Regions from separate parts of the Homo sapiens genome. Here region 1 is linked to region 2. The links are chromatin loops, found by intact Hi-C in ENCODE. Cell type or tissue: IMR-90. All regions are shown on one strand. Each heading gives the region's core, and the rest is flanking DNA. Links, peaks and the distances in the headings are about the cores only.

Region 1 (16,730 bases), core at 5,746-13,745, 44 kb before region 2:
CTATCTAGCTCATTAGAGGGTTGTGAAGATTAAATGAGTCAATACATGTAAAACACACTTAAACTGGTGTCTTGGGCCTTGTGCAGTGGCTCACGCCTGTAATCCCAGCACTTTGGGAGGCCGAGGTGGGCGGATCACCTGAGGTCAGGAGTTCGAGACCAGCCTGGCCAACATGGTGAAACCCCGTCTCTACTAAAAATACAAACATTATCTGGTTGTGGTGGTGCACGCCTGTAATCCCAGCTACTCAGGAGGCTGAGACAGGAGAATCGCTTGAACCTGGGAGGCAGAGGTTGCGGTGAGCCAAAATCGTGCCATTGCACTCCAGCATGAGTGACAGAGCGAGACTCCGTCTCAAAAAAAACCAACCAAACAAAAAAACTAGTGTCATGAAAATAGTAAGTGTCCAACCAGTGTCAGCTTCTGTTATGAATTATAAAATGCCTCTTAGTTTTTTTTAAATTAAGGGAAGGCATTTTGCTTGGTGCTTTATATCTGTTATCTTATGTAATTATATCAACTATGTGAAGTAGATATCACTGTTTCACACAGGAGAAAACAAGCTTTCAATTTATGTCTTCTAAAATGTAAGCCTCACAACAATTGCTTGAACCTGGAAGGCGGAGGTTGCAGTGAGCTGAAATTGTGCTACTGCATTCCAGCCTGGGCGACAGATCAAAGCCTCTAAAAATGTTTTATGGGTTGGGAATTGGGGGTGGGGGGATTAAAAAAAAGTTCTGTATTTTACAGAAACTGCTTATTTGCTTATTTAATTTATTTTGGGGAATTAAAGATTAAACATTTGCTTCAAGAATTTTACAAAATACACAGAATTTCAAGTCACTACAGGGTAAAAAAAAAGCTGTGTAAGCATAAATTCTCAGTGAGCTATTAAGATGTTTAGTTAGAAGGCATCAGTAAGCATTTTATACATTGAGCTTTATTAGTTTTATTCTTTGGTTATTTATTTAGTTTTGAGACAAGGTCTCACTGTCACCCAGGATGGAGTGCGCTAGTATAATTGCAGTTCACTGCAGCCTCAACCTCCCAGGCTCAAGTGATCCTCCCACCTCAGCCTCCCAAGTAGCTGTGGCTATAGGCATATGCCACCACATCCAGCTAATTTTTTTGTATTTTTTTGTAGAGATAGGGTCTCATTTATGTTGCCCAGGCTGGTAACTCCTGAGCTCAAGCGATCCTCCTGCCTCAGCCTCCCAAAGTGCTGGGATTAGAGAAATAAGCCACTGTGCCTGGCCACATTGAGCTTTTATCTAGTCCTAGTCACTTTAATTGTTAAAATCTAAATACTGCCTGGGTGTGTGGTTCACTCCAGTGCTTTAGGAGTGTGAGGCAGGAGGATCACTTGAGCCCAGGAATTTGAGAGCAGCCTTGGCAACGTAGGGAGACTCCATCTCTACCAAAAAAAAAAAAACCCCACAAAATTAGCCAGGTGTTAGGCAAGCATCTGTAGTCCCAGCTACTTGGGAGGCTGAGGTGGGAGGACTGCTTGAGCTCAGGAGTTCAAGGCTGCAGTGAGCTATGATTGCGCCACTGCACTTTAGCCTGGATGACAGAGCAAAACCCCATCTCAAAAGTAGATAAATAAAAACTAAAAGCTATTGAGGGTAATGTGCTACAACTTTTTAATATTCCATCTACAAAATTACATAATTGGGGTGAGAATAATATTAAAGCACTTACAGTGAACGCAACAGTGGACTGTATATTTGCATATAGTACATCTGAAATTCTTTAATATTTATAAAAGTGGATCTGTGTGTTTATGTATACAGAAACAATGGAAAAACAAATATGCTATAAATGAAAGTCAGAGGCCACCAGATCGTTCAAAAATGACTATGAGAGACTTCATATATTATCTACCAGATAATAATCCAATGACGTAAGTAAAATTTATTTCTGCTTTACTATCTCTTTTTTTTTTTTTTTTTTTTTGGAGGTGGAGTCTCGCTCTGTCACCCGGGCTGGAGTGCAGTGGTGCAATCTTGGCTCACTGCAACCTCTGCCTCCCAGGTTCAAGCGATTCTCCTGCCTCAGATTCGCGGGTAGCTGGGATTACAGATGCTCGCCACCACACCCGGCTAATTTTTGTATTTTTAGTAGAGACTGGGTTTCGCCATGTTGGCTTGCCTGGTTTTAAACTCCTTACCTCGGGTGATCCACCCGCTTCGGCTTTCCAAAGTGCTGAGATTACAGGCGTGAGCCACTGCACCTGGCCTTCTGTTTTACTTTATTTGGGTATGTAGTTATATAAATAGCACTTTTATAGTAAATTTTTTAGTTTTCCAAAAACATGTTGACAAAATTTGGAACACATATGTCCTTTTAAATAGAATTTCATAACAAAAAGTAGCAGTATTTCAAGTAACTGCTTTCTGGGGATGGTAGATTATGCCCTTTATTTCTGAGATTAAAAATAAATTTCCTGGCTGGGCACAGTGGCTCATGCCTGTAATCCCAGCACTTTAGGAGACCAAGGTGTGTGGGCCGCCTGAGTCCAGGAGTTTGAGACCAGCCCGGGCAACATGGTGAAACCCTGTCTCTACAAAAAGTACAAAAATTAGCCAGGCATGGTGGCATGTGCCTGTAGTTCCAGCTATTTGGGAGGCTGAGGCAGGAGGACTGCTTGAACCCTGGCATTTGAGGCTGCAGTGAACCATGTTCATGCCACTGCATTCTGGGTGCACTCAGGGTGACAGAGCGAGATCCTGTCTCAAAAAAAAAAATGTTTTTTCTTTGTTATATTAGTTACCAAGGCATAGTGAAACCAACTAAGCCACTTTTCTGTAATCAAGATTGCAATTTTGGCCAGGCGAGGTGGCTCATCCCTGTAATCACAGCATTTTAGGAGGCCAAGGCGAGAGAATTGCTTGAGCCCAGGAGTTTGAGACCAGCCTGGGCAATGTAGTGAGACCCCATCTCTACAAAAAATACAAAAATTACCTGGGCATTGTGGCGCACAGGAGGCTGAGGTGGGAGGATCACTTGAGCCTGGGAGTTCAAGGCAGCAGTGAGCCAAGATTGCACCACTGCACTCCAGCCTGGGAGACAGCGAGACTCTGTCTCATTTAAAAAAAAAATGTTTGAAAGGATTGGAATTTCTATTTTTAACATACTATAAACTGATCTAAAGGAGTGATCCAAGTTTTATGCCCTGCCTTCTAATAAAGACAGTAGTAGTGTGATTAATAAATCCTCCAAGAACAAAGCTTCTTTATTAAAGTTAGCCTGGGGTTTCTGAGGCAGGTTTATAATAAATCTCATTGTTGTATTGTTGATGGTTTAGCAGGTAGAGGTAGGAGTTGGGACAGTTCCTCAGCATAGCCCTTTTTCAGATTCACCAGGTCTTTGGCCCTGTTGAAGAAAGGGCCAGAAACCTAGGTTTTGAGTTGTTTAACATCCAGGAGTTGGAGACAAGTCACCTAAGTAAGCTGCTTCATGCCTTGGGATTGGGAGCCTCCTTTCACTGAGAAGTTAGAGGATAAGAACATTCTCTGTTGGGCGTGGTGGCTCATGCCTGTAATCTCAGTGTTTTGGGAAGCTAAGGTGGGAGGATTGCATGATCCCAGGAGTTTGAGACCAGCCTGGGCGATATGGTGAGACCTCGTCTCTACAAAAAATTAAAAGACAAAAATTAGCCTGGTGTGGTGGCATGCACCTGTAGTCCCAGCTACGTGGGAGGCTGAGGTGGGAGGATTGCTTGAGCTCAAGAAGTAGAGGTTACATGGAGCTGAGATCACAGCACTGCACTTCAGTCTGACACAGCAAGACCCTGTTGTTGTATTAAAAAAAAAAAAAAAAAGTATTCTTTACTTAGGACCTAACAAATTATTTGTATGTGATGACAAGCTTTTGACTGAAAAGTTGATTGTTGGATTGTACTGTCATTAACGAAATGCTGTGATATATCATTAAAAATTAGAAGTTAGAATAATTTTCTTCTTGCCTACAGATAGAATTGGGAAGATATAAATTAATAATTTATTAAAGATATTGTTATTTATGTTCAATAGTTCTTCACTGGAACAAGAAAAGAAAACTGAAAAGCCATCGACTCCAGTCCAGACAAGAGAGTAAGTATTTTATTTTTGAATATATTCTATTCCTACATTTTTTAAGAAATGAGATCAAATGGTGCTTCCTGTTATAGTTGAATTACATTTGATTGGGGTTGGGCACAGTGGTTCACTCCTGTAATCTCAGCACTTTGCGAAGCCAAGATGGGAGGATTGCCAGAAGCCAGGAGTTGAGACCAGCCTGGGCATCATAGTGACATTTTGTCTCTACAAAAAATGTAAAAATAAGCTGTGCATGGTGGTGTGTACATGTAGTCCTAGTTATTCAGGAGGCTGAGGTGGGAGGATCGCTCGAGCCCACATGTTCAAGGCTGTAGTGAACTATGATCACGCCACTGCATTCCAGCCTGGGTGACAGAGCAAGACTTTGTCTCTTAAAAAAAAATTACATTTGGTTGGGCTATTGTTTTTGTAATTTTAAAATTTTAATTTAATTTTTGAGACAGGATGTTGCTGTGTCACCTAGGCTGGAGTGCAGTGGTGTGAACATAGCTCACTGCAGCCTTGACCTCCTGGGCTCGTGATCCTCCTGCCTCAGCCTCCTGAGTAGCTGGGAGTACAGGTGTGTGCCACCACGGTTGGCTAAATTTTTTAGTTTTTTTTTTTTTTTTTTTTTTGAGATGGAGTCTTGCTCTGTCACCAGGCGGGAGTGCAGTGGTGCGATCTCGGCTCACTGCAGCCTCTGCCTCCCGGGTTCAAGCGATTCTGCTGCCTCAGCCTCCCGAGCAGCTGGGACTACGGGTGTGCGCCACCATGCCCAGCTAATTTTTGTATTTTTAGTAGAGACGGGGTTTTACCACGTTGGTCAGGATGGTCTCCATCTCTTGACCTCGTGATCGGCCCGCCTCGGCCTCCCAAAGTGCTGGGATTACAGGTGTAAGCCACCATGCCCAGCCTAAAGTTTTTAGTTTTTGAAGAGTTTTTTTTCATAGAGATAAGGTTTCACTATGTCGCCCAGGCTGGTGGTCTTGAACTTCTAAGCTCAAGTAATCCTCTCGCCTCAGCCTCCAAAAGTACTAGGATTACAGGCATGAGCTGCTGCATTTGGCCATTTTCCTTAAGGCTCAAATGAGCATGAAAATACTAACCCTGAAGGATTGTACTGAAAAGTTAATCAAATAATCTAGAAACTAATGCTATATAACTATAAGCATTATTATTATTATTATTATTTTTACAGATAGGGTCTTGCACTGTCACCTAGGCTGGGGTGCAGTGGTGTGATTAAACTCTTGGCCTCAAGAGATACTCCTGCCTCAGTCTCCTGAGTAGCTGGGACTATAGGCACGCATCACCATGCTGGGCTAATTTTTAAATTTTTTTTGTAGTGGTAAGGTCTTGCTATGTTGCCCAGGCTGATCTCAACTCCTGGCCTCGAGTGATTTTCCTGCCTTGGCCTCTGAAATTGCTAGGATTACAGGCCTGAACCACCATGTCCTGTCTGTTTCTCTTTATTTTAAAAGAGAGTAAAGACTGCTTGGGCCAGGCACGGTGGCTCACGCCTGTAATCCCGGCACTTTGGGAGGCTGAGGCGGGTGGATCACGAGGTCAGGAGTTTGAGACCAGCCTGGCCAACATCGTGAAAACCCGTCTCTACTAAAAATACAAAAATTAGCTAGGTGTGGAGGTGCGCGCCTGTAATCCCAGCTACTGGGGAGGCTGAGGCAGTAGAATGGTGTGAACCCAGGAGGCGGAGGTTGCAGTAAGTCGAGATCATGCCACTGCACTCCAGCCTGGGTGACAGGGCGAAACTCCATCTAAAAAAAAAAATAAGACTTCTTACTAAATGTCTCGAGATAAAACTTGAGAAAATCCTCTAATTGCGTCCTTAATAACACATACTGTTTTCATTTGGATTATAGGGAAAGTTGGAAATAGCTAGAAGGTTGAGTTTGTAATCATTTATTTTAAGTTTTATACTATTTAGGCACACTTTTCATGCCTTTGTGAATTAACTTATCTTTATATGTGGTAGGCAAGAAGGTAAGAGTACTCCTAATGCTGAAGATAATGAAATGGAAGAAGAGACAGATGATGGGCCATTACTGGTTCCTCGAGTAAAAGTGGCAGAAGATGGTTCCATTATTTTGGATGAAGAAAGGTATTTAGAAAAGAGAAAAAGTGAGATTGTGGTTACATGAGAACAAACATGCTTTGTCTAGTGAAAGAGGTCCTCTTTCTGTATTGGCCTTTGTCACTTAGACCTTGACGTTCTTATTTGCATAATGAATATTGTAAATAGAAAAGTGGGTTAGATTAATTTGTAAATTTTAGTAATTTTTATAACTATTTTGTATGAGAAGATGCCCTATCATCTATTAACCTAACACCATTGTTTTATTATCTTTACTGGTCATTGAGTCAGGCTGTTGAACTAATCATATGCTGTCTTCCACTGAGGATAAATTTCTAAGATTGACACAGTCTTGAAGTCAATATTCAAGTTCTCATATTATTAAGAGCATATCCTGGTGTGTGGTGATAACTAATGGATATACAATGAAATGTAGGTTTAACATATTTTATGATTTTTGTTATGGTGAGGTATAATTCATCTTTTGGTTTAATTTCTCAGTTATAACATTAAATTTTGCACATTGGGCATTGTGGAATTTAGTTGTCTTAAGGGTTTTTTTTTAAAAGATGATAAATTAGTAAGTAAATAAATAAAGCAATGGAAGGTCTTTGAAAGTTTAGCCAGTGAAAAATAATTTTATAGCATTCACATTCTATAATTAAACATAAATGTAATACTGCTAATAATAGTTGTTTTTGTGTGCTATTTTCCATTAGTTTGTGATGATGATTTTACTGGTCATTAAATAGTTAGAGCATATTTAACTGCTTTCTCTGCAGGAATGTAAAATATAAAGTGCTTGTGTTTTTCAAAATTTCCATGGAGTCCAGCACAGTAATACATATTGAATATCAAAGACATGTGCAAGTCAATAATACAAATACCGTTTTATAATACGTAGCCCAAAGATGTTTTGTAAATATTATATTGCTGTTATGGATTTTGAAAATGAGTTGACATTTCTTTCTACCCTCTTGGAATCACATTGTAGGTAAAACTTAGCAGATGCTTGGAAAATACCCATATTTCACATAGGTATTATTATGCCTTTGATATGATTGCCATGCTAAACCTCAAAATATAACTATTTACATCTCATTTGCTATTTGTTTCCTTGTTTTTAGTATACATCTATTTAAAAATGTGTTTATTTCAGTTTAACTGTAGAAGTTTTAAGAACAAAAGGCCCTTGTGTTGTTGAAGAAAATGACCCCATATTTGAGCGCGGTTCTACAACTACATACTCCAGCTTTAGGAAAAACTATTACTCTAAACCATGGTCAAATAAAGGTAACTAATTTTCATTTAAAAATGTGTAAGTTCTCTATTTGAAATGAATTGACTGTTTCTGAATTAAATCAGTTCTCCCCTAAGTACATAAAATGCAAACTACCATTTTATTCCAGCTAATTTTATTGACACCTCTATCTTATGCCCTCCATGGAATGGTATCTCTGACTTTGTCTTACAAATCTTCAAAAAAATTTTATTTTTTATAGCAACTGGGTCTCAGCCAGGTGCAGTGGCTTACACCTGTAATCCCTGCACTTTGGGAGGTTGAGGCAGGAGGATCACTTGAGGCCAGGAGTTTGAGACCAACTTGGGCAACAAAGCAAGACCTCATCTCTACAAAAAAATTAAGAAAAAAAATTAGAAAGTAGAGATAGGGTCTTGATTGATTGCCGAGGCTGGAGTGCAGTGAAACTATCTTAGCTTACTGCAGCCTTGAACTCTTGGGCTCATGTGATCTTCCTGCCTCAGCCTCCCAGAGTAGCTGGCACTACAGGCGTGTGCCACCAAACCCAGCTAATTTTTTGAAAAAAATTTTTTTATTTTTTGAGACGGAGTTTCCCTCTTGTTGCCCAGGCTGAAGTACAATGGCACGATCTCGGCTCACTGCAACCTCTGCCTCCTGGGTTCAAGCGATTCTCCTGCCTCAGCTTCCCAAGTAGCTGGGATTACAGGCATCTGCCACCACCCCCAGCTAATTTTTGTATTTTTAGTAGAGATGGGGTTTTATCATGTTGGCCAGGCTGCTCTCAAACTCCTGACCTCAGGTGGTCTGCTCACCTTGGCCTCCCAAAGTGCTGGGATTACAGGCATGAGCCACCGCACCTGGCCTGTGTTTTGGATTTTTTGAAGAAATAAGGTCTCAGTATGTTGCCCAGGCTGGTCTCCAATGCCTAGGCTCAAGCGATCCTTTGCCTCCCGAAGTGTTGAGATTATAGGCGTGAGTCGTTGTGCCCAGCCCAGAAATTTTTTTTTTTTTTTAATTTCTTTCAGTCACTGTTCTGCTGAAAGAAATATTTTTTAAGAATTACCTTTATAGTCGTTTTGGCTGGAATGTTCCTCTCTGTCAAATCTCTACAGTAAATACCATTTAAATAAAAATTAACAATACAATATTTCCTTTTTTTTTTTTTTTTGAGATGGAGTTTCGCTCTTGTCGCCTAGGCTGGAGTGCGGTGGCGCGATCTCGGCTCACTGCAACCTCTGCTTCCTGGGTTCAAGCGATTCTCCTGCCTCAGCCTCCCGAGCAGCTGGGATTACAGGCGCCTGCCACCATGCCCAGCTAATTTTTGTGTTTTTGGTAGAGATGGGGTTTCACCATGTTGGCCAGGCTGGTCTCGAACTCCTGACCTCAGGTGATCCGCCTGCCTCAGCCTCCCAAAGTGCTGGGATTACACGCGTGAGCCACTGTGCCCAGCCAACAATACAATATTTCTAATGCGAATAATGTTCTACCTCAGATAATATTGTATAATAAAGCTTCTATAGATAAATATGCTGTTAAAAATCTGTTGCATGTTGGTGCTTATTGTTTTTATTTTAAAAACAGTAGTTTTGAGGAAAAATTCAAACAGCAGGATATAGAGTAAAAAGATTCTATACTTCCCTTCTTTCACTTCCCTATTCCTATTCTCCTGAAGTGTAACTTCTGTTAGTAGTTTCTTTTTTTGAGACCGAGTCTCACTCTGTCACCCAGGCTGGAGTGCAGTGGTGCGATCTTGGCTCACTGCAGCCGCCACCTCCTAGGTTCAGGTGATTCTCCTTCCTCAGTCTCCCGAGTAGCTGGGATTACAGGCATATGTCACCATGCCCAGCTAATTTTTGTGTTTTTAGTAGAGACGGGGTTTCACCATGTTGGCCAGGATGGTCTGGAACTCCTGACCTCAAGTGATCTGCCCGCCTCGGCCTCCCAAAGTGCTGGTATTTACAAGCGTGAGCCACCGTGCGTGGCCTCTTGTGTATTTTTCTAGCTACTTTCTTTATATACTACTTAGCACATCTTAGTTGCCTATGTAGTGTAACCCTATCCTGAGTATGACTCATAGCTTTCTTCAGAGCACTTTGAATAAGATCAGCTAGGCAGAATGAATGTTTTAAAAAAAAAATTCCAGATGCTTTTGTATGATTTCTTTTTCTTTTTTTTTGAGGTGGAGTCTCGCTCTTTCGCCCAGGCTGGAGTGCAGTGGCGCCATCTCAGCTCACTGTAACCTCCGCCTCCCGGGTTCAAGCTATTCTTCTGCCTCAGCCTCCCCAGTAGCTGGGATTACAGGTGCACGCCACCACGCCCAGCTCATTTTTTTTTTATTTTTAGCAGAGACAGGGTTTCACCATGTTGGCCCGGCTGGTCTCAAACTCTTTTTTTTTTTTTTTTGAGATGGAATTTCACTTTTGTTGCCCAGGTTGGAGTGCAATGGCACGATCTCGGCTCACTGCAACCTCCGCTTCCCGGGTTCAAGCGATTCTCCTGCCTCAGCCTCCCACATAGCTGGGATTACAGGCATGTGCCACCATGCCCAGCTAATTTTGTATTTTTAGTAGAGACGGGGTTTCTCCATGTTGGTCAGGCTGGTCTCAAACTCCTGACCTTAGGTGACCCACCCGCCTCAGCCTCCCAAAGTGCTGGGATTACAGGCGTGAACCACCGCGACCGGCCCTGGTCTCTAACTCTTGTCCTCAAATGATCTGCCTGCCTTGGCCTCCCAAAGTTCTGGGATTATAGGTGTGAGCCACCATGCCCAGCCTACGATTTCTTATACTGAAAAGTTTTTATTTATAATAAGGTGTTTTTAGGTATTGCATGGGGATCTTTCTAGTAAAATTAAGTACTGTCAAATTCTGTAAGATTTCTTTTCTCTGAAATATTGATATAATTAATTTTCAATCATTCTAAATCTTTTATTTTCACAGAAACAGATATGTTTTTTTTAGCCATCAGCATGGTAGGAACTGACTTTTCTATGATCGGACAACTTTTTCCTCACAGAGCAAGGATAGAAATTAAGGTAAAGTAAACCCATCACATTTGTTGATTGGAAAGAGACCAAACATTACAAATGTTAGTAGTATTATTCGCTTACCTTTGGTTTAAATCTTAGTTCATCTTTTTTTTTTTTTTCATTGAGACAGAGTTTCACTTTGTTGCCCAGGCTGGAGTGCAGTGGCACAGTCTCGGCTCACTGCAACCTCTGCCTCCGGGTTCAAGCAATTCTCATGCCTCAGCATGTCACATAGCTGGTATTACAGGCACCTGCCACCACGCCCGGCTGATTTTTTTACTGTTTTAGTAGAGACGGGGTTTTACCATGTTGCCCAGGCTGCTGTCGAACTCTTGAGCTCAGGTTAATCCCCCCATCTTGGCCTCCCAAAGTGTTAGAATTACAGGCTAGAGCCACCGTGCCCAGCCCTTTTTTTTTTTTTAAACTGTTATGATGGTTTTGTTACATTTATCCCTCTTTATTGAAAAGTAATATTTATCAGTTCTGATATGGGTATAATCTTCTTTATGTTAGTTTCATATTTTCTTATATCTTCTTCATTTCTAAAATGAATTTGAGGCAGTACCAATAAAAATGCACTGCAACTAAGATATAAGAAGAGTTACATAATGAAAAGAGAAGATAAATGTACCAGAGTACTTTGGTTAAGGGTAGCTTTTTTTTTTTTTTTTTTTTTTGAGATGGAGTCTCGCTCTGTTGCCCAGGCTGGAGTGCAGTGGTGCGATATCGGCTCACTGCAACCTCTGCCTCCTAAATTCAAGTGATTCTCCTGCCTCAGCCTCCCTAGTAGCTAGGATTACAGGCGCACACCACCACGCCCAGCTAATTTTTTATTTTTCGTAGAGAGGGGGTTTTACCATGTTCGTCAGCCTGGTCTTGAACTCTTGACCTCTGGTGATTCACCCACCTTGGCCTCCCACCAAGTGCTGGAATTACAGGCGTGAGCCATCATGCCCGGTTGAGGGTAGCTTTTTCAATGCAAAATGTATTTCAGAATTTCCTAGGAAAGCTTAAAGAGAAGAAATCTGAGTTTACACAGTTCTCATTTTCTGATCCGTTGCTTTCCTAGGCCCCCTTAACTTTGGGACAACCAGTGGCACTAATAACAACAGTGATGTCAGTTACAGCTATTATATGCCCAAGAGGATGAGCTTTCTCTGTTTTTTAGTTTCTTTGCTTGAGAAACTTTATACAAGTTTTCTGGGTTTAAGTGCATTTGAGTGTCATCACACTATGTTGCCATAATGCATTCTCAATTGATAGTGAGATCTTTACTCAACCATGGGCTTTTTACTTCATTTCTCATCCCTATCATGTTCATTACATTAATAAAAGGAACCATTAGGAAGGTATGTTTTTTCCACTAGAACTAAATTAGGCATGGATTGTCTGGGGACATTACATAAGGGGCATTGTACAGTGTAATGAAATAGTCTTGTTATTTCTGCAAGAGATGAGGAACTTTATATTCTTCATGTTCATTTTCTAATGTTGATCTTTGATAAAAGAACAAAATGTTAAAATTCTGTGAAGGCTAGAAATTGATTTTCTGGAATTGGAGTGCTCTGCTGATCTGTGTAATTAATTATAAATTTGTCACTGGGCTATTTGTCTCAAAAATCATGTATATTCTTTTCCTGAAAGGTTACTATGGCTCTAGCAGGTCGTTGGGTAAAGTGTAGAAAAGTGAGAGTAGGCTGGGCATGGTGGCTCACGCCTGTAATCCCAGCACTTTGGGAGGCCAAGGCAGGTGGATCACCTGAGGTCAGGAGTTCAAGACCAGCCAGGCCAACATGGTGAAACCCCGTCTCTACTAAAAATACAAAAATTAGCCGGACGTGGTGGCGCATGCCTGTAATCCCAGCTACTCGGGAGGCTGAGGAAGGAGAATCGCCTGAACCCGGGAGGTGGAGGTTGCAGTGAGCTGAGATTGTACCACTGCACTCCAGTCTGTGCAATGGGAGTGAGACTCCATCTCAAAAATGAGAATAGACTGTATTTAAAGCTACTGAATTACATTACCTTGATTTTCAAATATTGGACTAATGTATTCCTGTATAACTTCCATTTGGTCATAGTGTATTCTTTTTCTGTGTTGCTCTATTTTGCTACATTTTCTTGAGGATTTTTTTGCTACTTTGTTCATAAGGGATACTGATTTGTAATTTTCTTTTACAAAGTCTGTCCTATTTTGATATGAGGCTTATACTGGTTACAGAAATTGAGCTGAAAAGTGTTCCCTCTTCTATTTTCTGAAATAATTTGTTGAAGATCAGTATTATTCTGTCTTTAATATTTGATAGAATTTACCTGTGAAACTATATGATCCTGTAGTTTTCTTTGGAGGAAGAGTTTATTTTATAAATATACTCTTTCATTGATAATTTGTATTTTCTCTCTCTCTCTTTTTTTTTTTTTTTTTTTTTTTGGAGACAGGGTCTCACTCTGTCACCCAAGCTGGAGTGCAGTGGTGCTATCATGGCTCACCTCCTGGGCTTGAGTGATCCTCCCACCTCAGCCTCCTGAGTAGTTGGGACTACGGGCACGTGCCACAATGCCCGGCTAATTTTTCGTATTTTTTTGTAGAGACTGGCTTTTGCCATGTTGCTCAGGCTGGTCTGGGACTCCTGTGCCCAAGTGATCTGCCTGCTTTGGCCTCCCAAAGTTCTGGAATGACAGGTGTGAGCCACTTGTCCTAGCCTCTTTTTTTCTTAATTCATCTTGCTAAGTGTTTATTAATCTAAACATCTTTTTAATGAACCAACTTTTCTTAATGTAATTTTTTTTTTTTTTTTTTTTTTTTTTTTTTGAGATGGAGTCTTGTTCTGTAGCCCAGGCTGGAGTGCAGTGGTGACATCTGGGCTCACTGCAAGCTCCGCCTCCTGGGTTCATGCCCTTCTCCTGCCTCAGCCTCCCGAGTAGCTGGGACTACAGGCACCCGCCACCACGCCCAGCTAATTTTTTGTATTTTTAGTTGAGACGGAGTTTCACTGTGTTAGCCAGGATGATCCTATCTCCTGACCTTGTGATCCGCCTGCCTCGGCCTCCCAAAGTGCTGGAATTATGGGCGTGAGCCACTGCGCCTGGCTTCTTAATGTAAGTTTTAGGTTTCCAATTGTTGGTGTGTTTTTATTGATTTTTTTTTGTTACTGTTTAGCACTTCCTTCCATTTACTTTGTGTTTGTTTTTCTAGCTTCTTTATTTATTTATTATACTTTAAGTTTTAGGGTACATGTGCACAACGTGCAGATTTGTTACATATATGTACATGTGCCATGTTGGTGTGCTGCACCCATTGACTCGTCATTTAACATTAGGTATATCTCCTAATGCTATCCCTCCGCCCTCCCCCCACCCCACAACAGGCCCCGGTGTGTGATGTTCCCCTTCCTGTGTCCATGTGTTCTCATTGTTCAATTCCCTTTTCTAGCTTCTTAAGATGAAAACTTAGAGCACTGATTTTAAAGCCTTCTTTTTTAAAGTAGACATTTAAAGCTATACATTTCGTTTTTTTTGACACAGAGTCTTGCTCTGTCGCCCAGGCTGGAGTGCAGTGGCGGATCTCGGCTCACTGCAAGCTCCGCCTCCCGGGTTCATGCCATTCTCCTGCCTCAGCCTCCCGAGTAGCTGGGACTACAGGCGCCCACCACCATGCCCAGCTAATTTTTTTGTATTTTTAGTAGAGATGGGGTTTCACCATGTTAGCCAGGGTGGTCTCGATCTCCTGACCTCGTGATCCTCCTGCCTCAGCCTCCCAAAGTGCTAAGATTACAGGCATGAGCCACCGTGCCTGGCCTGTACATTTCCTTTTAAGCATCACTAGAGCTGTGTCCCACAAATTTTGATTTTTTTTTTTTTTGAGACAGTCTTGCTCTGTTGTCCAGGCTGGAGTGCAATGGCATGATCTTGGCTGACTGCAAACTCCACCTCCCAGGCTCAAGCAATCCCCTGCCTTAGCCTCCCAAGAAGTTGGGACTATAGGTGCACACCACTAACACCACTATGCCCAGCTAATTTTTGTATTTTTTTGTACAGATGAGTTTTCATCAGGTTGCTCAGGTGGGTCTCTGACTCCTGAGGTTGGCCAGGCGTGGTGACTCACGCCTGTAATCCTAGCACTTTAGGAGGCTGAGGGGGGTGGGTCACTTGAGGTGTGGAGTCCAAGACCAGCCTGGCCAACATGATGAAACCCCGATCCTATTAAAATACAAAAATTAGCCAGGTGTGGTGGCAGGCACTTGTAGTCCTAGCTACTCGGGAGGCTAAGGCAAGAGAATTGCTTGAACCCGGGAGGGAGAGGTTGCAGTGAACCGAAATTGCATCACTGCACTCCAGCGTAGGCAACAGAGCAAGACTCTGTCTGAAAAAAAAAAAAATATATGATCCACCCTCCTTGGCCTCCCAAAGTGCTGGGATTACAGGCGTGAGCCACCATGCCTGGCCCCCAGTATAAAATTTTAAGAATTATTAATTATTACTGATTAAGGTTATTAAATGCATAACACTAATTACTTGCCAGCTATTGGTAGTCTTTTTCTTCTCTAGTTCATCCAGGGAACTCTTAAATTACATCTTCAGCAGAATAATCCTTAAATGTACTTTATTTTAATTTTTTTTTTGAGACAGAGCCTCGCTCTGTTACACAGTGTGGAGTACATGGGCATGATTACGGCTCACTGCAGCCTCTGTCCTGGCTCACTGCAGCCTCTTACCTGCTGGGCTCAAATGATCCTCCCACCTCGGCTTCCTAGGTAGCTGGGACTACAGGCACATGCCACTATGCCCAGCTAATTAAAAAAATTTTTTTGTAGAGACTAAGTCTCACTGTGTTGCCCAGGTTGGTTTCGAACTCCTTGACTCAAGTGATCCTCTTGCCTTGCCCTCCCAAAGTGTTGGGATTACAGGCATGAGCCACTGTGCCTGGCCCTTCAGTGCACTTCATAAGCAAAATGGGAGCTTTTGTTTATGTACTTTTTTTGTATTTTGCTGTTCCTAATTTTATTCTGAAACTCAGTTTTACTCCAGGCCATAAATAACGTATTAACTTTGTAATGCACAGTTGTTTCCAGTTCAGCAAAGCAGTAGTTCATTATCAGGCTGTATTCACCCAGAGGTTAGGAAAACCAGGATTGGTCACACCTTTTAAAACAAATCTATCTCATGTTATTTTTCAATGTGTAGTTTCAGCCTAAATTCTGACAATGAAATTGTATGAATTCCTATCTGTGAGATGAGATATCTTGATTTTCAAAAGTAGCCAAAGGGAGTTCCTCGCAGCTTACCTTTGCTCGGCTGAAGCTGAAAACTTTGTAACTTCATATTGCCAGTGATTTTCCCTTTGCCTTGAAAGAAGGAGAACTGAGGATTCATTTTACCACTTCAATCACTAAAGCCAGTAAATCCTAGTCAGTCTTTGTGATTGTGTGGTCAGCTTTCTCATCTGAGTTAGAGTTAGAAAGCACTGATCCTTTGTGTTCTTTACCTCCACCACTAGGTGGCTTCTTTACCCCCTAGGCCATTCATTCTTCACCTTAAAGGCAAAAATACCACGGATTTTCTTCACAATCTGTCCACTTTCCTCTTCAGGCTTCCTCTAAATCTCTTTAAACACAAGATTTGCCTTAAATCCATTCCCTGTAAAGCTGGTTGGAGCAGCCTAATTTGATGAGTTCTAAAAGAACTGGCAGCTTTGAGAAAACACATCTTGTGAAGTGTTAAAACCCCAGCTTCTCTAAGGCCTAAATTATGCTGCACGCCAACCTTTGCATCAGGAGCTTGCCTCTTTCTAGCTTCCTTTCTCAGCTGCTAGCAAAGTTCAGCACACTGAACCAGCTGTTTATTGGTTTATTATAAAGGATATTATAAGGGATACAGATGAAGAGATTCATAGAGTACGGTCTGGAAGGGTCTTGAATGCAGGCACTTCTGCTGGAGGAGTTGGGGTGCACTGACCTCCCAGCACGTGGTTGCATTCACCAACCACGAAGCTCCTGAAAATCTCAGCCTTTTATTTGTTTGTTTTTTCCATAGCCCCAAATAACATGGCCAGCTTTGACTTTTTTTTCCCTTTTTTTTTAGACAGAGTCTCGCTCTGTCATCCAGGCTGGAGTGCAGTGGCACGATCTCAGTTCACTGCATCCTCTGCTTTCCAGGTTCAAGCCCTTCTCCTGCTTCAGCCTCCTGAGTAGCTTGGAATTACAGGCGCGTGCCACCACGCCCAGCTAATTTTCTTTTTTTTGAGATGGAGTCTCGCTCTGTCACCCAGGCTGG
Region 2 (16,730 bases), core at 3,991-11,990:
TAGCTAACAAATTATTCTTTTTATTTATATTTTTTCAGTTTAAACTAGAGTCTATTAATAGATACTGTGGCTTGGTAGAAAATTAAACTTTTCTGAATGGCCTCTGGGTTTTAGAACACTGGTGGACACTGTAACTAATACTCAATCTGATCTCAACAACTTTCCTCTCCATGGGCAGTGTCATTTTTGCTTTGTCATGTGACCTTTCTAGCCTTTGAATCTCCAGAATCCTCAAAAGCAATTCTAAGATTCTGTGTTTTATCAAATTATACACCTATGTCTAACAGAAAGTTTTCCCCCTCTCCTACTCCACATATGTTGGCCTGTTCAAGATGCTATGTAAGAGAGATAGTAGGAAAATAGTCTCTCAAAGAATGCATTAAAAATTCTTTAGGCTGGGCATGGTGACTCACACCTATAATCCCAGCACTTTGGGAGGCTGAGACAGGAGGATCACTTGAGGCCAGGAACTCAAGACAAGCCTGGACAACATAGCAAGACCCATCTCTATTAAAGAAAAGGTACTTTATTAGATAAACTAGTGAGTATTTCTTTGAAATTTAATCTTCTAGGTTAATTTTGCATCTTACCTACTTCATATAAATATTTTAAGTTTTTTGTCATGATTGGTGATTTGGTGATGTTTGTTTGGAGGTTTATATATATATATATATATATATTTGAAACACACACACACACACACACACACACACACACACACACCCATATTTTTTTAAAGACAAGGGTCTTGCTCTGTCACCCAGGCTGGAGTGCAGTGGTGTGATCATGGCTTACTGCAGCATTCACCTTTTGGGCTCAATTGATCCTCTTGCCTCAGCCTCCCAAGTAGCTGGGACTACAGGTGCATGCCACCACATCTGGCTAATTTTTAAATTTTTTTGTAGAGACAGGGTTTCGCCATGTTGCCCAGGCTGGTCTTGAACTCCTGGGCTGAAGGGATCCTCCTTCCTTGGCCTCCCAAAGTGCTGGGATTATAGGTGTGAGCCACCACGCCTGGCCATGAATATTTTATAGATTCTTAAACTCCGTGTTTTAGAAAAACACATATGCAGACCTTAAAGCACATTTATAGTTTTGTGCTCATTCCATACCTTATTTTCTCCATTCATGATCCTCTTGTTTTGCCTTTCTTCTCAAATTTGTGATCTGAGGAAAGTTCGTAGATCCACTGTATATTTTAAGTTGAGAAATAATCTAGTTCAATTTTATATCTGATATCCAGTCTCAGATACTGCCCTTCAGTTAATTCTGTACTTCTTTTGTTACTTAGAAACAATCAATCTATTGCTTTGGTGGAATGGCAGTTTAAAAAATCTAAGCACATAGAATATAATTATAACATTGCATATCTGTATCTTACAATCTGAACTGTTATGGAAATAATGAAATTATTAATAAAGCCTTTGCTTCAAGCATTTATATGTTTAAATAATACGCCTGTTTTCAAAATGTGACTTTATAAAGATAGTTTATTTTATCTCTTCCCATGGTACCCAAACCAAGATTGCTAGCACAGTAATCTCACTAAAAGCTAGATGTTTCTGGATGGAGATGAAAAGTATCATAAATCAAAAAATGGAATGCGGTCCATTCAGGACTAATCAAATTAAATTTCCTTTATTGATTGCTGTTAATTTTACATTTAACGTTGTCAATTGCTAAAGTTAATGATGGATATAAACACTTCAGTTATGTAAACAAGTACAATTTGAAAAGCAATCTTATTCCTAAGGACCTGTCTTACAGTATCAAAAATTGCATTATTGAAAACAGTTATTTCAGTGAGGAAGGATAGTATAGGACCTAAAGAAGTTGAAACAAGCAATAGCATACTTTTGTTGTTTTGTTTTTGTTTCTGTTTGAGACAGAGTCTTACTCTGTTGCCCAGGTGGAGTGCAGTGGCATGATCTTGGCTCACTGCAACCTCCGCCCCCTGGGTTCCAGCTATTTTCCTGCTTTAGCCTCCCATGTAGCTGAGATTACAGGCGCGTGCCACCACGCCCTGCTAATTTTTGTATTTTGAGTAGAGACAGGGTTTCATCATGTTGGCCAGGCTGGTCTCAAACTCTTGACCTTAAGTGATCCACCTGTCTCAGCCTTCCAAAATGCTGGGATTACAGGCTGAGCCACCATGCCCAGCCTAGCATACTTTTAAGTAAATCTTTTGCTTATTTGTTTTGTTTTTTGTTTGTTTGTTTTGAGATGGGATCTTGCTCTCTTGCCCAATCTGGAGTGCAGTGGCATGATCATGGCTTACTGCAGCCTCATCCTTCCTGGGCTCAGGTGATCCTCCCACCTCAGCCTCCTGAATAGCTGGGACTACAGGTGCACGCCACCTCACTTGACTAATTTTTTTTTTTTTTGTAGAGATGGGATTTCTACCAAAAACTCATGGGCTCAAGCCATCTGCTTCAGCCTCCTGAAGTGCTAGGAGTACAGGCATGAAGCATCATGCCCAGCTCAATACGTCTTTTTTTAAGCTGTTGAATGTATAGTTATATACCTGTTCAGTCCGACATGGCCGAATACAATCTAGTGTTTCATTTGATCTAGCTTTTGCCCAATATTAATAACTTTTCCTAACCAGTCATTTAAAAGCCCTTTCATTCATTTATATGTTTATTGATTTTACCATCTATTATAATAAACAGAAAGCAAAACAAAAAGTGCTGCTGCTTTTCTGGAGAGCAAGGTGCTTGCTTTGGATAGTGGTTGTGTGCCCAGTAGCATTCAGCAAAGTATTATTGTGTATTTGGTCTGTCCTTTGATTCTTTACTTATGTTATGAAATAACAAGCCTTTAGAGAACTATCTGTATAGGAAATCTCATATAAAATTGGTTTTAAAAGGTGAGGAGGGCAGACCTCATTTGTAGTCCTAAGATTTAATCTTGGTCAAGTCATACTTGTATCCAGGTATTTGAGGTGGTCAGGTCTATTATGGCAAACCATTTGTCTGTATAAAAGATAGAAGGGATGAAGAGGTAGAAATAGCAGACATACATCAATCTAGCTCCAATGCAGAGAACTGGAGAGTCTTTCCCAGTCAGTATTTATAAATGGTAGTGTGAATGACAATTGGAAAGACACTGTTAGGATCAAATAGCTTCTATACTGATTGACCTTACTAGATATATATATATATTTAAACTTATTGCTGTGATTTCAAAAGGTGGGATTTTTTTTCTTTTAATTTTTAAATTTTACCCAGCGATTCCTAGGCCTTCCTTAATTTTTTTGAATTTGAGAGTTTCTGGTGTTTCTGTAGTGATTTCTCAAACATCATCTCTTCAGCAGGCAGTCTGGTTTAAAACTTGATTGTGTGCCCCCTTTTTTTTTTATAGCGTTCAAGAGAATAATAAGGCAAATAAACTTAACCAAGTCCCAATTCTAAGGACTCGATTTCAGAAACCAAAGCCAAATATAGGAAGAGGAACTGGAAGGAGAGAAATTTCCTCAAAGGAAGAGGTACTAGAGAAGATTCTTGTCTCTGGGGAAATGGCGGCAGCATTGAGAGAAACTGTAAGACTAGACACCTCACCAAAGGAGATGGTACCAGCAGAGATTAATACTAAAGAAATGCAGTCAGATTTAAAAGAAACTGGAAGAAGAGCCATTTCTCCCAGGGAGAAGATTCTAGATGTGATTGATGACACCATAGAAATGGAGACAGGTCTGAAAGCAATGGGAAGAGAGATTTGTCTAAGGGAGAAGACGCCAGAGGTGATTGATGCCACTGAGGAAATAGACAAAGATTTGGAAGAAGCTGGAAGAAGAGAAATATCCCCACAGAAAAATGGCCCAGAGGAGGTTAAGCCTCTAGGTGAAGTGGAGACAGATTTGAAAGCAACTGGAAATGAGAGTTCCCCAAGGGAGAAGACACCAGAGGTGACTGATGCCACTGAGGAAATAGACAAAAATTTGGAAGAAACTGGAAGAAGAAAAATATCCCCAAGGGAAAATGGCCCAGAGGAGGTCAAGCCTGTAGATGAAATGGAGACAGATTTGAACGCAACTGGAAGAGAGAGTTCTCCAAGGGAGAAGACACCAGAGGTGATTGATGCTACTGAGGAAATAGATTTGGAAGAAACTGAAAGAGAAGTATCCCCACAGGAAAATGGACTAGAGGAGGTCAAGCCTCTAGGTGAAATGGAGACGGATTTGAAAGCAACTGGAAGAGACAGTTTCCCAAGGGGGAAGACACCAGAGGTGATTGATGCCATTGAGGAAATAGAGATAGATTTGGAAGAAACTGAAAGAGAAATATCCCCACAGGAAAATGGCCTAGAGGAGGTTAAGCCTCTAGGTGAAATGCAAACAGATTTGAAAGCAACCGGAAGGGAGATTTCCCCAAGGGAGAAGACACCAGAGGTGATTGATGCCACTGAGGAAATAGACAAAGATCTGGAAGAAACTGGAAGAAGAGAAATATCCCCAGAGGAAAATGGCCCAGAGGAGGTCAAGCCTGTAGATGAAATGGAGACAGACTTGAAAACAACTGGAAGAGAGGGTTCCTCAAGGGAGAAGACACGAGAGGTGATTGATGCTGCTGAGGTAATAGAGACAGATTTGGAAGAAACTGAAAGAGAAATATCGCCACAGGAAAATGGCCCAGAGGAGGTCAAGCCTGTAGGTAAAATGGAGACAGATTTGAAAGAAATTAGAGAAGAAATTTCCCAAAGGGAAAAGGTGCTAGCAGAGTTCAGTGCTATAAGGGAAAAGGAGATTGATTTGAAAGAAACTGGAAAAAGAGACATTCCCATCATGGAGAAAGTATCAGGAAAGATGGCTGTTGTTGAAGAAATGGAGGCAGATTTGAAAGAAACTGGAAAAGAAAATTTTAGAGAGAGAGGATCTGAAGAGATCTGTGTTACTGAGGAAAAGGTGGCAGAATTGAAACAAACTGGAAAAACAGACATTTCTCCAAGGGAAAACGAGCTAGAGGAGACCAGTACCTCAAGACAAACTGACACACATTTAATGCAGAGCGGTAGCAATGACTTCAGTGCTGTGCCTTCACTAGATATTCAGGTATGTATTTTTCTGTCCTTTAAAAGTTTTTTGAATGCTTTTTTCAGAGGAAATAAATAATTCCATGATTATTTTGTCCTTAAGTCCAACAACACTTAAAAATCTCTAAAAGTCTAAAGTCTTTTGTAGCCCTAAGTTTCTATGTTTCAGTGCCTTGAAGAAACTGTATGTTCTTTTTTAAAAAGATAACTTTAGGCTGGGCACACCTTTAAACCCAACACTTTGGGAGGCCAAGGTGGAAGGATTACTTGAGCCCAGGAGTTTGAGACCAGCCTGGGCAACATAGAGAGACCTTGTCTCTACAAAAAATAAGATAAAATAAAAATAAATAAAATAAATAAAAAATAAAATACAATAACAAGGTGTAAGCCTGTAGTCCCAGCTACTTGGGAGGCTGAGGTGAGAGGATCACTTGAACCCTGGAGGTTGAGGCTGCAGTGAGCTGTGATTGTGCCATTGTACTCCACCCTGGGTGACAGAGTGAGACCCTGTCTCAAAAAGAAATAAAAATAATTTCCAACTGTGAAAAAGTCACTGTTATTATTATTATTTTTTTTCTTTAAGTCAGATGGGCAAGGATCAAACTTTTCTTTTGGCTTAGGTTTGAGATCTCAAAAATGTCACTGTTCTTAATATCATTTGAAGTTACTCTTTTAGGTAAAAGAAGAATAGGAAATTAGACTGAATTTGTACTAACCCTAGCGTGAACACACATTATTTCTTTTGGCCACATCTGTATCTGCTTTTGTTTCTTGCCCCACCTGACTTACTTCACTTCTAAAAGTTCTTTTTGTTTTTTCAAGTTACTTTGAAGTTCATGATCTTCTAACATTTTCAAGGACTTTTTTTTTTTTCTAACTTTTAAAAATAGATAATGACATTTGTGGTTTGGGAAAGTAATAATATGCAACATAAAAGGGTTTCCTGAATTCCAAGTTTTAACATTTGGAAATTAAATTTTATTCAAAAATTAAAAACTTCTAAAGTTTTAAAGGAAAGTGTTTAGAATTTAGTAGACTTTTGTTTTAAATATATAAGATGTTTAAATACTCTTTTATTTGTGCTGATTTACTATGACTGTTCCTCTAGAACATTAGCAGTGAAGTACTGTCGATGATGCATACACCTGTAGAAGAAAAAAGAAATTCTGAAAAAGAAGTATCAAGTCACTTCAGTCATTTCAAGATTTCTTCACAGACTCATGAATCTGATAAAACAGAAGTCCAGGGGATTCAATCTCCAGATGTTCCAGAGCAGTTTTCAGATATTAATTTAAGGTACAAGTGTGTTTTTAAAGAAAAAGATATTAAGTTATAGTTGCAGATTACGTTAAACTAAGTGAGGTTTCAAGATATAACATATACAGGATAGTGTTAGAGCTTTTAAGATAGTTTTGGGAAGACTGGGAGAGAGGATTGAGGTCACTCTGACAGTCAATTGTGAAAGTTACTGACATACAAAATTGTATGTAACAGTCTTAAATCAATACAGGTTTGATAGACTCATATTTTCTTTGTGCAGAGATGGTGTAATTCCTAGGCTCATACCTGGATTGTACCACTCATGGTTTTCAGGATCTGCCAGATAGTTCGATTTGTTTTCCTGTTAAGAATTAGAATTAGGCCAAGTATGGTGGCTCACACCTGTAATCCTAGCAATTTGGGAGGCTGAGGTGGGTGGATCCTTTGAGCCTAGGAGTTTGAGACCAGCCTGGGCAACACGCTGTAGAAACCCCATCTCTATAAAATAAAAAAACAAAAACTAGCTGGGTGTGGTGGCACATGCCTGTAGTCCCAGCTACTTGGGAGGCTCAGATGGGAAGATCACTTGAGCCCGCGGAGGTCAAGGCTGCAGTGAGCTATGATTGTGTCATTGCACTCCAGCCTGGGGGATAGAACAAGACCCTGTCTCCAAAAAAAAAAAAAAAAAAAAAAAAATTAAATGTTTACCGCCAGTCTCTAAGGTTGTACTGAGACTCCGTTTCCACTGCCCCTTCAGTTCATTCTAAAGCTTGATAATCCTTGTTCCAAAAGCAAATCTCTTCCTCAAGAACAGAAGCCACTTGAAATTAAACCAGCACCTTTTGTGAGGAGCCGATTCAAAAGACCAAAACCAAACTTAGCAAGAGCAGCTTTGAAGAGAGAGACTACAGAATCAGAAAAATATATATATGAGAAGAAATCAGAAACCAAGAAAATGGAGACTATTGTGATGCAAGAAAATAATGAACAAACTGATACTCTCCCTTCTCAACATGTGAGTGTATTTGAGATGGAAGTTCTGTGTGGGTGTTTTTTTTTTTTTTTAAGTTATTAGGACTACTAAAAGCACCTGGCATTAAAATTCTACAAATATTTCTGTGTAATTTTTGCTGCATGTGATATTGCTCCCATGCTTAATGTGCCTCATTGTTCCACATAATTTGTGTAAGAATCTCAGATATCTGATAATGGGCAAACGTGTTGTGGGAAAGCGTTCAGGTCTGGGCTCTGGTTCCAGTTCCAGCTATGTGACCATTGATTAAACAATTTTCTTCATAGAAAAAATGACAATAATAGTTTTTTATTTTTTTTATTTTTATTTTTTTGAGATGAAGTCTCACTCTGTTCCCAGGCTGGAGTGCAGTGGCGCGATCTCGGCTCACTGCAACTTCCACCTCCCAGGTTCAAGCGATTCTCCTGCCTCAGCCTCCTGAATGCTGGGACTACAGGCGCGTGCTGCCATGTCCGGCTAATTTTTTTTTTTGTATTTTTAGTAGAGATGGGGTTTCACTATGTTAGCCAGGCTGATCTCGAACTCCTAACCTCGTGATCTGCCTGCTTTGGCCTCCCAAAGTGCTGGGATTACGCTGAGCCGTGGCGCCCAGCGAGAATAATCGTTTTTTATTTCACTCTCTTGTGAAGGTGAAATGAAGAGTTAAAAGCTTGATTTGAGTTAAAGGTGATATTTTATTTACTTTATTAACTTGGTCCATAACAGATTAAGATTGTGTGACATACCATCAAAAAAACATTGAAACGAAATGAATAATTATAAACTGAATGTTTTCCACATTCAGTGGAAGTCCTTCTTAGAATTAAAATTCTTATTTGATGTCTTAAAATAGCTCAGTACTTTACTGTGCATCAACATTTGTACTATTTCTCCTAAGCTTATATTCATAAAAGATAAGTTACATTTGTATTATACTTTCTGATTATAGAAATTTTAATTTGGAAAAATATATGTATTCTAAAAAGTGAGAGTCTTTTATAATGTCACGTCCCTTTCCCCCAAGTTAATCATACAGCAATTTTGAATATATCCACTTACACTTTTTCGTCTTACAGTTATAAAATGATAAAATGGGAAGGTATTTTTATTGTTTTCCAAAATGACATTAATTCTTGCTTTCTGATTTTTCCACTTACAGTATTGTGAGCTTCTTTTTAGATCAGTACAAAGAGATATATCTTCTTTTAAATGATTAGGTACTATTGCATTGTAAAGAAATTAAAATTTATTTATTCCATCCCCTAATGATATATCTGTTTTATTTCTGATTTTTTTGTTTGTCTTTTCCGGTGAGGGAGGTGGTGCTTAAATTGTTACAATAAATATTTTTGTGTGTATATTTCTACTTGTTGAGTATTTATAAGATACATTTCTAGAAGTGGAATTGCTGGGAATTTAGAATTTTGGTATAGACTACCCTATTATTCTTCACGAAGATGATATCAGTTTATACTTGTAAAGTTCTTATTTCCTTATACTTTTAGCAACTGTGAATGAAATTTTTTTTCTGTCTTCTAGGATGAAGCTTCCCTAATGATATCAAGAGAAAAAGACACATTAGGTCACAGGAATGAGGAGGCTGTGATATTGCCATGTACACAGACTGAAAGGAACCTTTCACCTTCAAATTCTTGTGAACCTAAAGAGGAGTCTCAGTCAGCACCAGTCCAGAAAAATGACTCAGTTGTTTCTGTGGGGTAAACAGTGATTTTCTTTGACAATATAAAATAAGAGAGATACTTCTTTTAAATATTTCTAATTTTTATTGAGATATGTTAATGCATTTAAAAAGTGAACATAAAGAATATTGGTTTAATTTTATTGATACAGCAGACTGCCTAAAATATAATATCAGATTGAATTCAACACCTTCTAATGGTTGCCTGCTTATCTGCATTGTCAGCTGCGTAAGAGTGTATACAAAGCAATGCATTTAAAAACTACAAGTTGAGCATCCCTAATAAAAAATTCTGAAATGTGCCACAATTTAAAACTTTTTGAGAGCTGACATGATGCTCAAGAAATGCTCAGTGGAGCATTTTGGATTTTCAAAGTAGGGATGCTCAACTGATAAGTATAATGCAAATATTTCCAAATCTAAAAAAATCTGAAATCTGAAACATTTCTGGTCCTAAGCATTTTGGATAGGGCTACTCAGCTTATATGTATATAAGCTATATATATTCATTAACTTTTAAAAATTAGTATACACATAAGATAAAATTTACCATTTTAACTATTTTTTAATATACAGTGGCATTAAGTGTATTCACATTGTTGTCCCGTTGCCACCACCATTCATCTCTAGACTTTCTTTTTCATCTTCATAAAATGAAACTCTCTACCCATTAAATACTAACTCATTCTCCTCCTCTTCCAGCTCCTGGCAACCACCATTCTATCTGTATATTTAGCTACTTTAGGCATATTATATAAGTTTATTACCTTTTAAGAATTGACATAACTGTTTTCTTTTGTAAAATAAGATGTTTATAATCAGAAAGCAATTTCCCTTTAATGGTACAAAGTATTTTTTAGAGTGTTTATTAGAGGAGATCCAAATTTTACATTTTTACATTAGTTTTCAGCTTTTTACAGTCAAGCGCCCTGCCTTTCTCCCTGTCCCCTTGTTTAGGACTAATAATGTAAACACTTTCCAGCAAGAAATGAAGGAAAGTGTTATCCAAACTGCTCGACAAGTAAGGGGCCGACTTCAGAGACCGAGACCAAATATAAGAAAGACAGGACAGAGGCAAATAGTAGACAAAGGTGAAGCCAAAGGCATAATTAAGGAAGGAAGAACGATATTACCAAAAGATGAAACTGAAAAGAAAGTCTTAACTGTGGTGAGTTATTGTTATGTAATTAAATTTAGCCTTTTAATGCATTTAAAATGTCAAGTTATAGCTCAGACATAGCTTAGAAATACAGGCATCTGACACTTATTCTACTCAATGAATACAGTTTCCAGTTTTGTTTCAGATTTGCTCTTCTGGATTTTTTTTTTAAGTGAAAATAGATTTATTTCTTTTCTAATTAATGAAGCTATTCATCGTAAAATGTTCCATTAGGACAAAATAATATAAATACCGCAAATCTTACTCTGAGATAACCACTGAAAACCTTTTGACATATCTTACTGGATTTATTTCCATGCACACATTATGTGCACACTTATGCAAATTTAAACAATAAAGTCATTACGTACTATAACTTTCTGTTATTCACTGAATACTATGTTAAGTGGCTTTCTGGATCAAGAAATATGTTAGTTACATCATTTTTGCTGTATAACATGCTGTTTTGAGTAACAGTTTAATCTCTTATTAATGGGTCTTTTGGTATTAGGGAAAAAGTCTAAGTAGTGTAATGTCTAAAAATGTTCATTTTAGGTAGTTCTTATTTTTCTGTTAAACAATGCAAAGTCTAGATTTAAAATAATCTTTATTTGAACCAAAAAGCTCTTTCTTAAAAAAAAAAATTAAACTTTGTTTATTTTTAATTTCATAGCAGGTGACTATTATAGTTTTCAAAGTATTATGTAAACATATTACTGCAATAATCTTTGAAACTTTTCTCTGAACTAGGCATCCTTGTTTTTGGCAACAGAATGTGAACATTACATATCCAGTTTGAATCTAATTTTAAAGAATTAACCACCCATGGTGGTATCTGCCTGTAATCCCAGTTACTCAGGAGGCTGAGGAAGGAGGATCGTTTGAGCCTAGGACTTTGAGACTAGCCTGGGCAGTATGATGAGACTATCTCAAAATGCATAAATAAAAATTTAAAAAAGAAAAGGGATTTTAAAAAACTAAATATCTTAATGGTGGAAATATTTTAAGAGGTATATTCTGCTATAAAAATAACATACTAATATGATTTTGTCTTTTCAGTCAAATTCTCAAATTGAAACTGAAATTGAAGTTCCATCGTCCGCAGTTCCAGAACACAGAATGTATGAAAATCAAAGTCAGGTGGTTCTTGTAGAAAACCTTCATGTTAACAAAACAAATGAAACAATCAGGTGAGTTTGCTTTTAATGAGAAAAAATAAGACTTTTCAAAGATAAAAGTTATATTTTTGCATAGTTGACTTTATATATTAATAACTTCACATCCTGAAAATGTTAAAAGGATAAAGTAATAAATACTTGTGATACTAGAGTCTTTTAAATCTGCTTCTCGAATACTGTATGAATTGCATGGCTGATATTCTCTTAAGTATATGATATTCCCTTAAGTATATGTAATTTCTCTGAAAAGTTTGACAAGCATCCTACTTTTTGGTACCAAAACTAAATTTTTAATAGTAGACAAAGATTCTTAAGTTCTCTGTATCTTTTTTAGAAATTTAGGCCAGGCGCAGTGGTTCACGCCTGTAATCTCCCAGCACTTTGGGAAGCCAAGACGAGAGGATCGCTTGAGTCCAGGAGTTCAAGACCAGCCTGGGCAACATAGTGAGACCTCGTCTCTATAAAAATAACAAATAAAAAAAAGAAAAGAAGTTTATAACCTACTGACTAAAATTCATTAATAGGTAGTGCTATAAAGTATACTTAACAGTATACTATATTTAGAGGTAACTACATCGAAGCCAAATGGTAAGAATGATATCTTTTAATTGAGATGAGCTAGTAGGGTGAAGAAGTTTTAACATTACCACTTTTATTTATTACTTGCTATCTGCCTTCTTATTATTAAAGCAAGATGTGTTCTTTTCTTTAGTAAAAACGCCTTTCCTTTCTGTATATAGTTCTTGGTCCATCTAACTTACTGTCTTAGTAACTAGAACATGTTTTAGTGAAGTATTTATTAATTTTCCTCCAGGATGTTTTCAGCACTTATGAATATACTTTAAATATTTCAGCTTCCTTTAATTAGGTAGAGTGACTTTGGCTTTCTGGGAAATGCAGAGGAGATGTTATTGTATCCTTTTTTAACCCTCTCTAGTTAGGTGAAGCTAGAATTTGGGCATGTTAGGTCATCTGTCAAAACAGGTGCTATTGATTTATATTTTCTTTTTATTATATTTACTTTTTGAGACAAGGTGTCTCACTGTGTCGCCCAGGATGGAGTGCAGTGGCGCAGTCACAGCTCACTGCAGCCTCAACTTCCTGGGCTCAAGCAATTCTCCCACCTCAACCTCTCGAGTAGCTGGGACCACAGGTGCACACCATCATGCCTGGCTAATATTTTTGTATCTTTTTGTAGAGATGGGGTTTCACCATGTTGCCCAGGCTGGTCCTGAACTCCTGAGCTCAAGTGAACCGCCCATCTCGGCCTCCCAAAATCTTGGGATTACATGGTGAGCCACCGTGCCCGACCTCTGTTAATTTTAGATGCTTGAAGCAGTTTGCTTTCATTTAGACGAGTTTCTAATGTGAAGTTTTTATTTTAGTATGGATTACTTTTTTTTTTTTTTTTTTGGAGACAGAGTCTCAGAGTGCAGTGGCTTGATCGTGGCTCATTGCAACCTTCGCCTCCTGGATTCAAGTGATTCTTGTGCTTCAGCCTCCCGAGTAGTTGGGATTGCAGGCACCCACCACCACACCCTACTAATTTTTGTATTTTTAGTAGAGATGGGGTTTCACCATGTTGGCCAACCTGGTCTCGAACTCCTGACCTCAGGTGATCCACCCACCTCAGCCTCCCAAAGTGCTGGGATTACAGGCATGAGCCACTGCGCCCAACCTGGATTACTTTTGTTTTCAATATTACAGCCCCTCCCCCTGCTTTTTGTCTTAAAAAGCCTTAAATTTTTTTTTGATATATAATAGTTATACATATTTTTGGACTACATGTGATATTTTGATACATTATACACAATATATAATTACCAGATCAGAGTAACTGGGATATCCATCACTTCATACTTTTATCTTTATATTGGCAACATAATTTTCTAGCTATTTTGAAATAATACAATAAATGATTGTTAACTATAATTTTTCCTACTGTACTACTGAATACCAGAACTTATTCCTTCTATCTAACTGTATTTTTATACACACTAACCAGCTTCTCATTACTCCCTTCCCTCTTGCCTTCCTAGCCTCTGGTGAGCACCATTCTAATCCCTACCTCCATGAGATCCACTTTTTAAGCTGCTACATATGAGTGAGAACCAGCAATATTTGTCTTTCTGTGCCTGGCTTATTTCACCTAACATAATGACCTCTAGTTCCATCTATGTCACTGTGAATGACAGGATTTCATTCTTTTTTATGGTTAAATAATATTCCATTGTGTATATATACCACACTTTCTCACTTTCTTTATTCATTTGTTGCTGGACACTTAGGTTGATATTATGTGTTGGCTATTGTGAATACCACTGCAGTAAACATGAGAGTTCAGATATCTCTTTGATACAGTGATTTCCTTTCTTTTGGACATACACCTGGCAGTAGGATGGCTCAATCAAATGGTAGTTCTATTTTTAGTTTTTTGAGGAACTTTCATACTTTTTTCCATAATGGCATTCCTACTTTATATTCCCACGAACAGCCTATGAGTTTTCCCATTTCTCCACATCCTGACCAGTATTTGTAATTTTTTGTCTTTTTAACAGTAGCCATTTTAACGGCAGTAGGATATCTCAGTGCAGTTTTGATTTGCGTTTCCGTGATGATTAATGATGTTGAACATTTTGTCAGACACCTGTTGGCCATTTGTATGTCTTTTGAGAACTGTCTGTTCTCTTTTGCCTATTCTTTAATCAGATTATTTGTTTTTTTGCTATTGAGTTGTTTTTGTTCCTTATATATTCTGGTTATTAACTTTTGTGAGATGGATAGTTGGGAATTTTTTCTCCCATTCTGTAGGTTGTCTCTTCACTTTGTTGATTGTTCCCTGTGCTATGCATTGAAAAGTCTTTCCATATTGCTTTTATTTTAAGATTAAGGCCAATTTTTACTTCACATTAATTTTAGGTTCCCTTAGCCATTTTTTCAGTTTTTAAAACTGGATATTTTATTGAAATGTTTTTTACTAAAATGCATTAGACTTATATTACAAATGCTATATTGGATTAGGTTGATGATTGATCTCAGAGCAATTTAACTCTGATAATGTCTAGGAAACATTACAGATGAATTTGTTTACATCATTCACTTCTCCTAATTACTAATTATGGGATTATTTTCTATGTATAATCCCTTTTTGATCTCAAAGAATTATAGAATTTTACCACTGAAAATAACCTTATATACTCATTTATTCCACAAACATTTTAGTGTCTGCTGTGTGCCAGGCATTGTTCTAAGTGCTGATGATGTAGGAATAAATGAAGAAAAAAATGCTGTCACTGTGGAGTTTATATTCTAATTGAGAAACAGATTATAAATGAGAAATAAGTTGAATAAATAAGTGATAAATCAGTAGAGAAAAATAAAGTTTTGAGTAGGGAGTGTTGTGACTGGGGATTCACTTTTTAATCAGCAGTGACCAGAGAAAGCTTCATTGAAAGGGTGCATTGAAGGCCGGGCATGGTGGCTCACACCTGTAATCCCAGCGCTCTGGGAAACCAAGGCGGGCGAATCACCTGAGTTCGGGAGTTTGAGACCAGCCTGACCAACATAGAGAAACCCCATCTCTACTAAAAATACAAAATTAGCCAGCCGTGGTGGCGCATGCCTGTAATCCCAGCTACTTGAGAGACTGAGGCAGGAGAATCGCTTGAACCTGGAGGCGGAGGTTACAGTGAGCCGAGATCGCACCATTGCACTCCAGCCTGGGTGACAAGAGCGAAACTCCGTCTCAAAAAAAAAAAAAAAGATTAGTTTTTAATGCAGATCTTTCAGAGAACTCAAGATAGGTACTTATATATCCAGTTATTCTTTATAAATATTCAGGTTTATATTAGTTTTTTTTTTTTTTTTTGGAGACAGAGTTTTGCTCTTGTTGCCCAGGCTGGAGTGCAGTGGTGCAACTTCGCCTCACTGTAACCTCCACCTCCCAGGTTCAAGTGATTCTCTTGCCTCAGCCTCCCGAGTAGCTGGGACTTCAGGCATGCACGACCATGCCCAGCTAATTTTTTATTTTTGGTAGAGATGGGGTTTTTCCATGTTGGTTAGGCTGGTCTCAAACTCCCGACCTCAGGTGATCCGCCCACCTCGGCGTCCCAAAGTGCTGGGATTACAGGCGTGAGCCACCGTGCCTGGTCTCTATTAGTTTTTAAGCTTCCTAATTCAGATCTTTGCCAGTTGCTAAAATATTGTCCAGGAAACCATTAGATAGCTATTCAGGTTACCTTGGGAGCTCTGGCTACTCTCTTGAATGCTAAAACGTCTTTTTGTTATTTGGCAGATACAGACGGATTATATTGAGAACCTTATGACATTGGTTGTCAGTAAACCCTTTTTAGTGAGAGTTCAGGCATCTGTTAGGAGAATAGACTCTACCCTTCAAGTCTACTTTAGAACTAGAAGTATCGAGTTGGTTATAACTGTCATATATTTGTTCATGCTTTGGGGGCCCAGTTGAAGGCATGTGTTTAAAGTGCCATTATGAAATCCATCTTCAGCTACTTGCCTTTTTTTTTTTGGTATCCTGTGATTTCTCTGAAAATTAAAGTAGCATGAAATCATATAATAGAATGAATAAATGAAAGTTTAAAAAGATTAATATTATTGTAAAACTTTTTCAGGCTCTATAGAAAATGGAAGCTATAAATGCTTTATAAGTTCTTTTCATATCAGCAATGTGTGGTTTCATTTTACATGCTTGATTTTATTGCCAATTTATATATAGTCCTTTGAACATAGAATTGATTTGTATCCAAAATTGTTTGATGTAACAGCTGTTATATCAACAAGAAATTCTGATTTTTGTTCTTCAACATGATTCATACTTCATTCTAGACATGAAAATAAACCGTATGTTCCTAGTTCAGCACAAATGACAAGAAGGAAATTCCAAAAGGCTAAGCCAAATTTGGGAAGAGCACACAGTAAGAAAGAGGAACCAGTTTTAGAAAAAGTCACAACAGATCAGAGCAAGGAAGGCAAGCCAGAAGATCATTTGCTGCAGAAAGGAGCTTCCAACACCCAGCTCCTTCTAAAAGTAAGTTTGGGCAAAAAAAAAAAAAAAATTTTTTTTCTCAATGAGGTCTGTTTTGTCAAGATCATGAAGAGCATGAGTAAAATACAGTTTTGACTTCTGTACTGTAACCATTTTCATGAAAAGTGACTTTCTAGTGTTGTAAAAGATGAGCAACCAACTGCTTGTAGATATGTGTAAACTTAGAGGTTTAGGCCAAACTACCAAACCAAATTAACATAGAGATTGTTTCTGTAGTAATACTAGCTAATTTCTTCTTAAATTTAAGGAAAAAGCTGAGCTTCTGACATCTCTGGAGGTTTCAGCAAGAAAAGATTGTGTAGGTTCCAAAGAGTCTGCTTTGG

The links. Hi-C counts contacts between places; a loop is a spot of excess contacts. Peaks named below come from ENCODE experiments on the same cell type or tissue, not always from the same donor. Only the 100,000 strongest peaks of a DNase experiment are listed, where the experiment ranks them.
Region 1: a loop joins it to region 2, with 2.3 times the contacts of the local background. A loop is called at or near these places in 17 of 110 quality-filtered maps.

What each region holds. Positions count from the first base shown.
Region 1 is chr5:71,460,024-71,476,753 of GRCh38, forward strand. It overlaps BDP1 (BDP1 general transcription factor IIIB subunit), which reads left to right. Exons shown (of 39, transcript NM_018429.3): 3 at 1,794-1,903; 4 at 4,035-4,094; 5 at 6,073-6,198; 6 at 7,331-7,464; 7 at 10,372-10,466. It also overlaps the pseudogene LOC100419852. Among named protein-coding and RNA genes, the nearest start is that of BDP1, 13 kb to the left of the region's middle. In IMR-90, for the core only: no CTCF peak of the experiment used is centred there; DNase peaks (open chromatin) are centred at 9,488 and 11,338.
Region 2 is chr5:71,506,102-71,522,831 of GRCh38, forward strand. BDP1 (BDP1 general transcription factor IIIB subunit) reads left to right here. Exons shown (of 39, transcript NM_018429.3): 17 at 3,364-5,050; 18 at 6,140-6,327; 19 at 7,084-7,306; 20 at 8,843-9,021; 21 at 9,960-10,170; 22 at 11,221-11,351; 23 at 16,188-16,389; 24 at 16,655-16,730. Among named protein-coding and RNA genes, the nearest start is that of BDP1, 59 kb to the left of the region's middle. In IMR-90, for the core only: no CTCF peak of the experiment used is centred there; no DNase peak of the experiment used is centred there.